Linked DNA regions of Homo sapiens: region 1 is linked to region 2. The links are chromatin loops, found by intact Hi-C in ENCODE. Cell type or tissue: chondrocyte. All regions are shown on one strand.

The links. Hi-C counts contacts between places; a loop is a spot of excess contacts. Peaks named below come from ENCODE experiments on the same cell type or tissue, not always from the same donor. Only the 100,000 strongest peaks of a DNase experiment are listed, where the experiment ranks them.
Region 1: it touches region 2 in a loop (2.4-fold over the local background); 3 of 110 quality-filtered maps call a loop at or near these places.

Annotation. Positions count from the first base shown.
Region 1 is chr22:43,882,916-43,887,915 of GRCh38, forward strand. PNPLA5 (patatin like domain 5, triacylglycerol lipase) reads right to left here. Exons shown (of 9, transcript NM_138814.4): 5 at 4,676-4,736; 6 at 3,388-3,573; 7 at 1,298-1,430. Among named protein-coding and RNA genes, the nearest start is that of PNPLA5, 6.6 kb to the right of the region's middle. RefSeq lists an enhancer at 308-1,038. In chondrocyte, CTCF peaks have their summits at 375 (motif pointing right), 583, 2,265 (motif pointing left) and 2,483; DNase peaks (open chromatin) are centred at 1,256, 2,286, 3,546 and 4,696.
Region 2 is chr22:43,272,017-43,277,016 of GRCh38, forward strand. All of the region lies in intron 4 of SCUBE1 (signal peptide, CUB domain and EGF like domain containing 1), which reads right to left. SCUBE1-AS1 (SCUBE1 antisense RNA 1) reads left to right here and starts at 3,926. Exons shown (of 2, transcript NR_134582.1): 1 at 3,926-3,995. In chondrocyte, CTCF peaks have their summits at 2,071 (motif pointing right) and 2,271; no DNase peak of the experiment used is centred here.

The sequences.
Region 1 (5,000 bases), 610 kb after region 2:
CCAGCCTTTCCACCACTCTCCAGACAAAGACCACGCTCAGCTGGCTCCAGAGCTCAGTGCGTCTGCCCCACCAGCCTCCCCTGCGTCGTGTACGGCACACTCCCTGAGGCTCCAGCTTTACTGGCCTCCCTTCCTGCTCCTCGAATGGGCCTTTCTCCCTCCTGCCTCTGGATCTTTGCACATGCTGTTCCATCTGCCGAGAACATTCTCCTTGTCCTCTTTGCCTGGTGGACGCTGACTCATCCTTCAGATTATAGCCTAAGAGTCATCTCCTCCGGGCAGCCTTCCCTGGCCAGAGAGTCCCTAGATTGAGCTGTGCAGCTGGAAGCCAGTGTAGACCTCTCCCAGGGAACCTCTAGGTGGCGCTGTAGTTACAGGTGAGTGTGTGATAATTTGTAGGTCGTGAGCTCCACCAGGCCAGGAGCTGGGTCTGCGTCGGGGCTGCTTCCATGGCCCCCAGCCAGGCCTTGGCCCCTGAGAGGTCCTCAGCAACTGCTGGTGGGATGAATGAACAACTGATGCAGACGGGCACATTAACCAGCAAGTCAGAATGTTACTGAGAGCCTAACCACAGCCGGCCTGGCTTGGAAGGGGCTTGTTTTACAGAAAAGGAACCTGTAGCGGTGGCTCATGCCTGTCATCCCAGCACTTTGGGAGGGCGAGGCGGGCGGATTGCCTGAGCTCAGGAGTTTGCCACCAGCCTGGGCAACAAGGTGAAATCCTGCCTCTACTAAAATACAAAACAATTAGCCGGGCGTGGCGGTGGGCACCTGTGGTCCCAGCTACTTAGGAGGCTGAGGCAGGAGAATCGCTTGAACCTGGGAGGCAGAGGTTGCAGTGAGCCAAGATCATGCCATTGCACTCCAGCCTGGGCAATAGAGTGAGACTCTGTCAGAAAAAAAAAAAGAAAAGAAAAGAAAGAAAAGAGAAGAGAAAAGAAACCTGTAGCCCAGAGAGGTCAAGAGACTCAGACCCAGCCACACAGCCAACCTGAGATTCTGATGGGTGGAGCAATGGTCAAAGGTCACGGAGACAGTGTAGGGCCCAGGAGGCCGACCAGGAAGCCCCCGACTTCCAATCCTACCCACCATGCCACTTCTCCACCAGTCTCATTTTGCAGAGGAGATCACAGAGGCTCTGAGTCATGCAGTCAACACCACACAGTGTGGGGACACCAGCCGGGCTCCCCCCACCCCGCCGAGCCCTACCCACCCAGTGTGCCAGCCGCCCCTCCTGCCATGGGCACCAGTCTCCGCCACAAGCCAGGCCCTTCCCAGGCCCCCTGGCCGAGCCTTACCTTCTGCTGCGGAAGTAGATGTACTCGAAGGGCAGTGTGCAGGGTAGCAGCAGGTACGTCAGCACCTGTCCAGGCCCCGAGTGCCAGAAGCGGGCCCACCGGCTGGGATCCCTCGTACATGCTTTCTTCAGTGCTGCAAGAGAAGCCCTGGCATGGCCCTGCCCACCTGAAGTCTGTGGGCCAGCAACCTGAGCCCCCCCATTTCACACAGTAAGAGACTGCACCCCCTCCACCTTCTGCAGATGAAGAAGCAACACTGAGCAAGCCCCCACCACAGGCCAGCAGGTAGCTCTGCGCTCATCGTTGTCCGTGAGACAAGGGGTGTATGCCCTCTCGTAGATGAGGAGACTGAGGTTCAGAGTGGAGAAGTGACTTGCCTAAGGACCATCAACAGGAAGTGGCAGGGCCAGGATGGACTTGAGGACTCTCAGGCTCCTGAGTTGTTTCTACCTCTTCTGCCCCTCTAGAAAGTCTGTGGCCTGCTAGGCTGGGACAGATGCTCTCACCACACTCTCTCATAACAGTAACACGACAGTGTTATTAATAACCACAGCCACAACTATGACCGCAGCAACCATTTCCTGGGTGCTCTATTCACTGACCTGACCAGAGTGGAAGGGACCAGCATCTGGGCTGGGACAGAGCCGGAGCCCAAATCCCAGCCTCCAGACACAGCCCAGGCCACAGCTCAGGCCACCACGTCCACTCTGGCCACTGCCCTCTGGAGACGGAGGATTACAAGGATTCACAGATAGCACAGGCCAGAGACCCTGCTCCACATCCACCTGCCGAGTGTCCTAGGACGAGTCCTAGCTTCCTTCTCCATAAACTGGGGATCCCAGCAGGACATTCCTCCCTGGGCAGGCAGGTGAGGATTAGAGATGAGATTCACAATTCCCTTCCCAAATGGCGAGGGCGCAGCGCCCAGGAGTTGGTGCTCCACCCGAGGCAGCTCTCTGGTGCCCCCGTGTGGCTACAGGTACACTGCCGGGTTCCAGAATCCCAAGCTTGGACCTCAGGGGTTCCGCACAGGTCCCCGCCCATTTCTGCACGTCCTCGTGTGGTCTCCGGCATGGAAAGGGGCCCCCTTCCTCATCCCCTTGCCCACCCCACTCTCCCTGATCTGGCCTCGACCGCCATCCCTCTCCTCCCAGCCTCCCACCCCTTCAGCCTCTTCCCACCCAGCTGGGTCCACCACCCCCTCCCGCCCACCTCACTTGCTCCTCCCACAGCTTTTGAGACCACCTGCCCACCCTGCCAGCCTCCCAAGCTCACCTCTGCTGCCTGTCCCTCATGCCGCAGCCACAGGGACCTCCTGGCTGTCCCTCACCAACCCCAGGACCTTTGCACGTGCCATGCCCTCTCCCCGATGCTCTTCTGCCTCTTGGCCTGGCCAACATCTCTTTTCCAGCTTCACTTAGATGCTGCTCAAAGTCACCCCCCACCATCGTTACATGTGCCTGTGGGACTCTGTACTTTCCTGTTGTTGCAGTTGTGACATTTAGTCACACAGCGGGCGGGCAGACTAAATGGTTCCGAGTAGAACCCCTAGTTCTGCCATTTGCTACTGTGTGACCTTGGGCAAGTCGCTTAACTTCTCTGTGCTATGGTTTCCTCATCTGTACAATGAGAACAATTCTGTACTATCCTCAGATGGTTGTTGGAAGGATGAAATGAGTTCATTTTCATCTGGGGAATCCAGAACCCTCTGTGTGTGCCTCTCCTATGTCTGTCAACACTCCCGCCCTTTCCGGGGCAGTGGGCAAAGACCTGGCTTTCGCAGGCACAGGCTTGGGTTCAAATCCCCTAGTTGCAGGCTCTGAGCCCTTGGTGAGTCCCTTCCTTTCTCTGAGGTTTGGTTTCCTCATCAGTGAAGTGGGTACGAATAATGCCTAGGCCCAGGGTTGTGGGGAAGAATGAACGATGCCACATGTGAAAAGCCCATAGTACCACACTTGGCATTTAGTAGGTGCTCAGTAAATGAGTCCTGTCCTCTTCCAGACCACGAGTGCCTTCAAGGCAGGGTCCCTGAGCCCGGGCCCCTGAGTGCAGGGCCCTGGTAGGTGAGCAAATGCAGGTAGAGTCCCTACCAGCCTCCAGCTCTGGTGAGAGCTGCTCAAAGTTGGGTACATCCTTGACTTGCACATGGGGCACTTTCCAGTTGAGAGACAGGCCCCCCTTCCAGCGTTGGTCACAGCCAGCATCCCAGTTTCCGTCAGCCGGGGCTGGGGGTTCCTTAGACACCAGCGTCCATAGCACTGGTTCCTTGGTGAGTCCTGGGTCAGGGGAAGGGAGAGGATAAGTCAAGCATCTGAGCCTCCCCAAGGCGCCCCATGCTGCCCACATCCCTCAGAGCCCAAACCCAGTTCTGGGGATCCACTGTGCTGTGGGACGGACCCACAGCTTATTCCGGATGACTCCCTTCTGCCTTCCCCTGGCCCTGCTCTGCCCTGCTCCCTGCCCACTTTCGAGTGGCTCATCAGAGCCCAGACCCCAAAGACACAATCCAGAGTTCGAATTCTGGCTCCACCACCTGCAAGCTATGTGACCCAATGCCCTTTGCCTCAGTTTCCCTCTCTGTAAAAAAGGAAAAGTAAGACCTGCTTTATACAGTTACTCTGAGAATTAAACAAGATAAATACATAAAGCTTAAGCTCACGTCTGGGCACATATTAAGCGCTCGCCAAATGCCTCCTGATTGTGTGTTTTTGGTTGTAACGTAGGACTTGAGCACATGAGTTCTGGAGCCAGGTGGCCTGTGTCTGAATGTCTATTGCACCAATTTGAAGAGCTCTGTCCTGTGGATGATGTTCAGGCTCTCCAGCCCAGACCTCTCTGGCACACCCACTGCCCCATGAACACACACACACACACACACACCCCTCCTGCCATATTGAGTTATGTGCCCTCAAGGTGCCTGCCTCTGTCCCTTCTCTCTTGTTTTTCCCTCTGCCTAGAATGCCCTCTTCTTTTGCTGGAATCTTCAATTTTGCTGGTGTCTTCATAACTAGTCAAAACCCAGCTTATCTGTCACTGCCTCCAGGAAGCCCTCCTTGCCTACCCCCAACCCCCAGGCTGAGTCCAATGCCTCCTCTGGACTCCCACAGCCTTGAGCATCCCTCTGTCACTACACCCATCTCCCTGGGTTGTCTCTCTCTGAGTCTGTCCCCCTGTACCAGGCTGCGGGCTGCTCAACAGTGGAACTTGTATGTGATTCTTCTCTGAGTCCCCAGTACTCAGCTCAGGTCCAGCACAGAGCAGATGATGAGGAAGAGACTGAGTTAGCCCATGTCCCTAGCAGCTCAAAGGCCCAAGAGGCAGGGTCTACCTGGCACCATGTGGGACATGATCCCCAGCCACTGTGGGACTGCCACCTACCACGTCTCTCCAGGAACCTCAGGGCATCCAGGTAGCCTTGTCTGCAGTTGTCGGCCACTACCTGCCAACACACAGGGCAAGGGTGAGATGGGCAAGGCCTGGACCTACCCCTCGAGTGGATGTCACAGGCCAGAGACTTATCTTCAACTGGAAATAGTCCCAGCCCAGCCTATTCTCCCCAAGTGACCATTCAACAGGGCTCAGGGCAGGAGCCTGGGCAGGACCTTAGCACTGGGCAGGAGGGGCCAGAGGCCTGCAGGCAGAACAGATCTGCTTGGCTAGTTCTGTCCCTGCAGGACCATTGCATCTCCCCCCTGAGACACCC
Region 2 (5,000 bases):
CATTGGCAGGCCCAAAGGGGTTCTAGCCCCTCCATTAAGTGCTCACCTCACACCTCATCAGCCCTGGTACCCACTTGGCAGCCTGGACGGTCCCTCAAGGGAACTCTGCTCCTCTCGTCGTCCTTCTCACTGCCCCCTCTGCTTTGACCAATATGCCATATTGGATGTAGGGGAAAGAGTTTATCCCCCAGAGCCTCTTGGGGTCCTGGGTCCCAGCTGGGTGTGTGACCCAGCAAAGAAGCTGGCCCACTCTGCCTGGTCCCCTTCCCACCCACTCCACACGCTCGCAGCACCGTCCCTTCTGCTCTGACACCGACTCTGGGCCCTCTTTCAGGGTTCAAAGGCTCCTGCCAGGCCCCAGAGGACTAGTCGTCCTGGGTGTGCACAGGCCTTGGCTCAGCACTCACCACCCAGCTGTTCCAGCCACAAGAGTCCACATCTTGTATTATCTGGCTCCCAACGCCTTCCACGTTCAACTGCTTGTGTGCTTACGTGCCCCTTCATTCCACAAATATTTAGGGAGTGCCTCCTTGGTTTCCAGCCCCAGGATTCCAGGCAGGCGCAGGCCTTTCTACCAACCAGCCCGCTCCTTGTCTGCGCCTCCTCCTGATCTGCTCTCCTAGGGGCCGGACCACAGTGAAGCCCGAATGGGTGCCCAATAAACACCTGCAAGGTGGTTGGTTGATGAGCTCACCGGGCACGGACATGGGCCACAGCTCCGAGAGAAATTGTCCTGCTTTGTGTTTACACGCAAGCAAAAACCAGAATGGATTGGTTTTCTGGAAAGCTAGAACTGGAAGGCGCCTTGGAGAGCATCTAGGTGAAGCCTCTCCATTTCCACTGAGGAGGCTGAAGCCCACGAGACAGTGACTGTCCTGGGTCACGCGGCTGTGACTTGCCCTGGTCACGCAGCTGTCAGTGCAGAGTTCACATGCAGCCTCCCACTTTCGGTCAAGCTCAGCGCTCTTTCTTTCACATCAAGAGGTGGCACACAAGGACTGCTGCCCTTGACCTTTCAGCTCACGCATTCCTTCACTCCCTCAATTGACAAACCTTTGCTAAGCACCAGCTGTGTGCAGGCCCTGGGCTGAGACCGAGGAGGAAGGGTGTCCAACCCCACACGCTCATTCTCAGTTTGAGACCCAGTCACTGCCATGCGGTTCACTGGCAGGCACGCACTGTGTACACAGATGGAGACAGACAGAGCTGGGACTGTGATTGGCTCCTGGCAAGCTTCTCCGAAAGCAGGATGGATGCCAGCCTCCCTTCAGCACCCTCTCCCCACCCCAGGGCCTTGACCAGTCCTGGCACCGGGAACCCCTAGAAAGCTGCCTCTGTGAAATGGGAGGTGGTTCTGTCTCTGACAGTTGGGAGGACCAAGAAACATTTGCAGAGCCACAGAAAGCTCTATGGGTTGGGCAACACCGAGGTGGGGCAGGTTGATTCGACAGCGCTGATTTGCGTCCCCATCCCAGCCCTTTCTAAGGCATGTGGTTTTAGAACTTGTTGTTGCCTAATTTATAAAGTGGGGAGACTAAAACCCTCTTTTTTTTTTTTTTTTTTTTTTTTGAGACAGAGTCTCACTCTGCCGCCCAGGCTGGAGTGCAGTGGTGTAATCAAATCACAGCTCACTGCAGCCTTGAACTCCAGGGCTCAAGCAATCCTCCTGCCTCAGCCTCTGGAGTAGCTGTGACTACAGGTGTGCGCTACCACACCTGACTAATTTTTGTATTTTTTGTAGAGATGAGGTTTCACCATGTTGTCCAGGCTGGTTTCGAACTCCTGGGCTCAAGCGATCCTCCCACCTCGGCCTCCCAAAGTGCTGGGATTACAGGTGTGAGCCACCACGCGCAGCTTAAAACTTTCTTTTGTAAGAGTGTTCAAGGGCAGTAACAGAGGTGATGGGCTCCAGCTCAGATCCCTCAAGCTGCAGGGGGTGCTCTGTAAGGCTGGCCCGCTCCCTCTCCCCTGCCTGCTGGCTCCTCACCTGGAGCCCCTGCCCTGCCTCGTTTCTTCCCCGTTCCTCTCCCTTGATTCCTGAAATTTCCCAGGCTGGTCACTAGGTGTCACCGCAATCAAGTTTTTCTGCCCCCACGGACCTGAGGTCTTGCACCAGAGAAGTCAAGAGTCAAGAGACTCACTCACCTCCTGAGCTTTACTCCCTCAAGGCCCGGGAGGCTGGAGGTGTCCTTCTTTCCTCCCTCAGGTTGCCAGGTTTAGCAAATAAAAATACAGGACGCCTCATTCAATCTGAATTTCAGGTGGACAATCAATACTTCCTGAGTATAAGTATGTTCAAAAGTTGCATGGGTCATACTTATAATAAAAAAAATTACTTGTTTATCTGAAATCCCAGTTTAAATGGGCACTCTGTATTTTATCTGGCAACCCTGCCCTGCCCTCCACAGGGACCCTAAAGGAAGCCATGGCGGACGGACAGGCTGTCTAGTGCCACCCTTAGCTCCTACTGCCAGAGAGCTCAGGCAGGTGCCCAGGCCATGGCCTGCCACGAACAGGGAAAAGGTCTGTTTTTCCTTTCCAGCAGGTGACGAGATGGAGGGCGCCCAGGCATGGGGGCCAAGGTGGTAGCATCCCAAAAGTGTTCCCACAGCAGCCCTGGGAACCCGGAAGGAGACAGTGGTAAGAGCACTGTGGACACACGAACAGGAGGATCTGTAAGGCTGTGAGCAGCGTCCCCGAGCCCCAGCCAGTGACTCTCCACCACTGTCCACCCACATGCCGCAGAAAGGAGCAGGGGCTGCAGAGCCACAGCCTGGGGCTGGAGTCCCGGCTGCGTCACAAGCAGTGGCGCTCACTTCCTCTCCCTCAGCTGTGCATGAGGGGCGGCAGCGGGTACTTCTCATGGCCCTTCGAGGACAAAAGGGGCTCATGGGCTCGGGGCACAGTAGGTACGTTTGGATCATCGGCAGGTACAGCCACTTTGGGGACATAAGCCAATTCCCGCCACCGACTCAAACTTAGTCTGGTGACTTGTCGCTGCACTCAACAGACAAACGTGTGGGCGATCTGTGATGTGCCCTGGGGGCACAGGAGTCAGGCGCTCTGTGATGTGGAGGCGAGGCTGGGCAGCGGGAGGGAAAGGTGTTCTGGAGCAGGAACAAGCCCATGCAGAGGCCTGGGGAGTGAGGCTGGGGGTCTCTGCGCTTCTGACAGACAAACTGGGGCTGGAGAGGCCTCGTGGAGAGAAGCCGGCAGACCTGCAAGCTGACCAGCTGTGGAAGGGAGCAAGGTGGGACAGCAGTGCAGGACCCAGCAAACCACGACGCGCTGGGCGTCCCTCTCCTGGCGGTGGGCTGGGCACACTGCTCTGCACGAGGGGTGTGAAGGCACTTTGTGAACGGATGATGCACACACTTCGGGCATGAGTCCCTCATGAGATGGTCTCATCTCCTCTACACTCCCATGCGGCATGTTTTCCTCTGCACCCTGCCCTGTGTGAGACGTGAGAAACACAAGGATGACTTAAACACATCCCTGCCCTTCTTGGGAGCTCATGGACTGGTCCTGCAGTAGAGGGCTGAACCATTTCAAACACATGAGTGCAAGTAAAGAGGAAGACGTGCACGCCTGCCTAAGAGTCAGAGACAGCTTCAGAGAGGAGGTGAAAGTGCGCTGGGTTTTGATGGATGACTAAGAGTTCTCCAGGAAGGGAGGGGAATGGGAAATGGCAGTAAAGGCAGAGGATGACACATACCGAGGTTGTAATCAGTAAAGGGCACGTGTGCCGTAACAGGGAGAACAACAGGCAGATGGGGAGGAACCAGGAGAGAGGAACTGGACTGTGGGAGGCCTTGGGAGGCAGGAAGGCAGCAGTGCCTGACAATGGAGGAACTCGGAGGGGGGCGGAGAAAGCGCCCCGGCTGCAGGATGCAGGAGGGAAGGGGGATGAGGCGGAGGTAGGGACACCAATTAGCAACCACAACCTTTGAAGAAGGCAGGGCAACAGGGGTGAGGAAGCTGGCTGGGTTTGGGAGGTGAGTAGAGCTCGGACGTGGGATCCGGTCACACTAGGATGTGGGAGCCACACAGGGGAAGGGTGAAGGCAGCACCCCAGCGCTGGTGCCCCACTGATGGGGGACGCGCTAGGAAGCACAGGTCTGGGAGGATGGGAAGATGCTGCGTTTGGTTTTGGGCAGGTGGGAATTCTGTAGCTGGGGTCCCCGTCTAGGGGACAGTTGGTACTGGGGTCAGAGCTGGAGAAGTGGCCACTGCTGGTCAGCAAGGAGACTCAAGAAGCTTAGGGGAGAGCTAGGAGAGGGCTGAGGCAGAGGAGGAGCCAGGATCGGGGGCTGAGGAGGAAGGGAAGAAGTCCCATGGGACGTACATGCTGAAAGAGTCTGGTGACATAATCAAGCAGCCACCAGGCCGGGAGACAAAAACCCACCTGGCTGGCCTCAGGCGGGTGACGAGGACCTGGGGAATGCTGCGGCCAGGGGTGGCCAGGCAGACGTCCCACCAGGAGATTGGCCTTGTGGCCACAGTCACAACCCAATTTCCCTAATGAGGCTAGGGAGGGCTCACACCACTCCCTAATGACCCAGGATGACCTCGGCTGCTTCCCCACTCTGCCAACCAGGCATCTGCCCGGTGGTTTCCGAACCCACACTCCAGATCTGCATGACTTTCCATGCGTAGGGCCTGTGCCCACAAACCCCAGGTGGGAAGCCAGGCTGTGGGCTACGGTGTAGGGGGTGGGCACTGGTCTGGAGCCTAGGGGCCTGGGACAAGTTCCAGCTCTGCCCCCAACATGCTAAGTGACCTCTGACAGGACACATGGTGTTTCCAGGGCCTCTGCTACTTCACTCTAGAACAGGCGTGCAGGCCAGCTTCCCTCCAGGGCAGCATGCTTTCGGTTCTCACGCACGTCAACTCCATGACCTCGCCTCAGCTTTTCCTGACTGCCTGCTCCCTACAGACCCCAGGCTGGACACTGGGGGGCCAGCGGGTCCTTGTGTCCAAGGGCATATCCTCACTTGGGG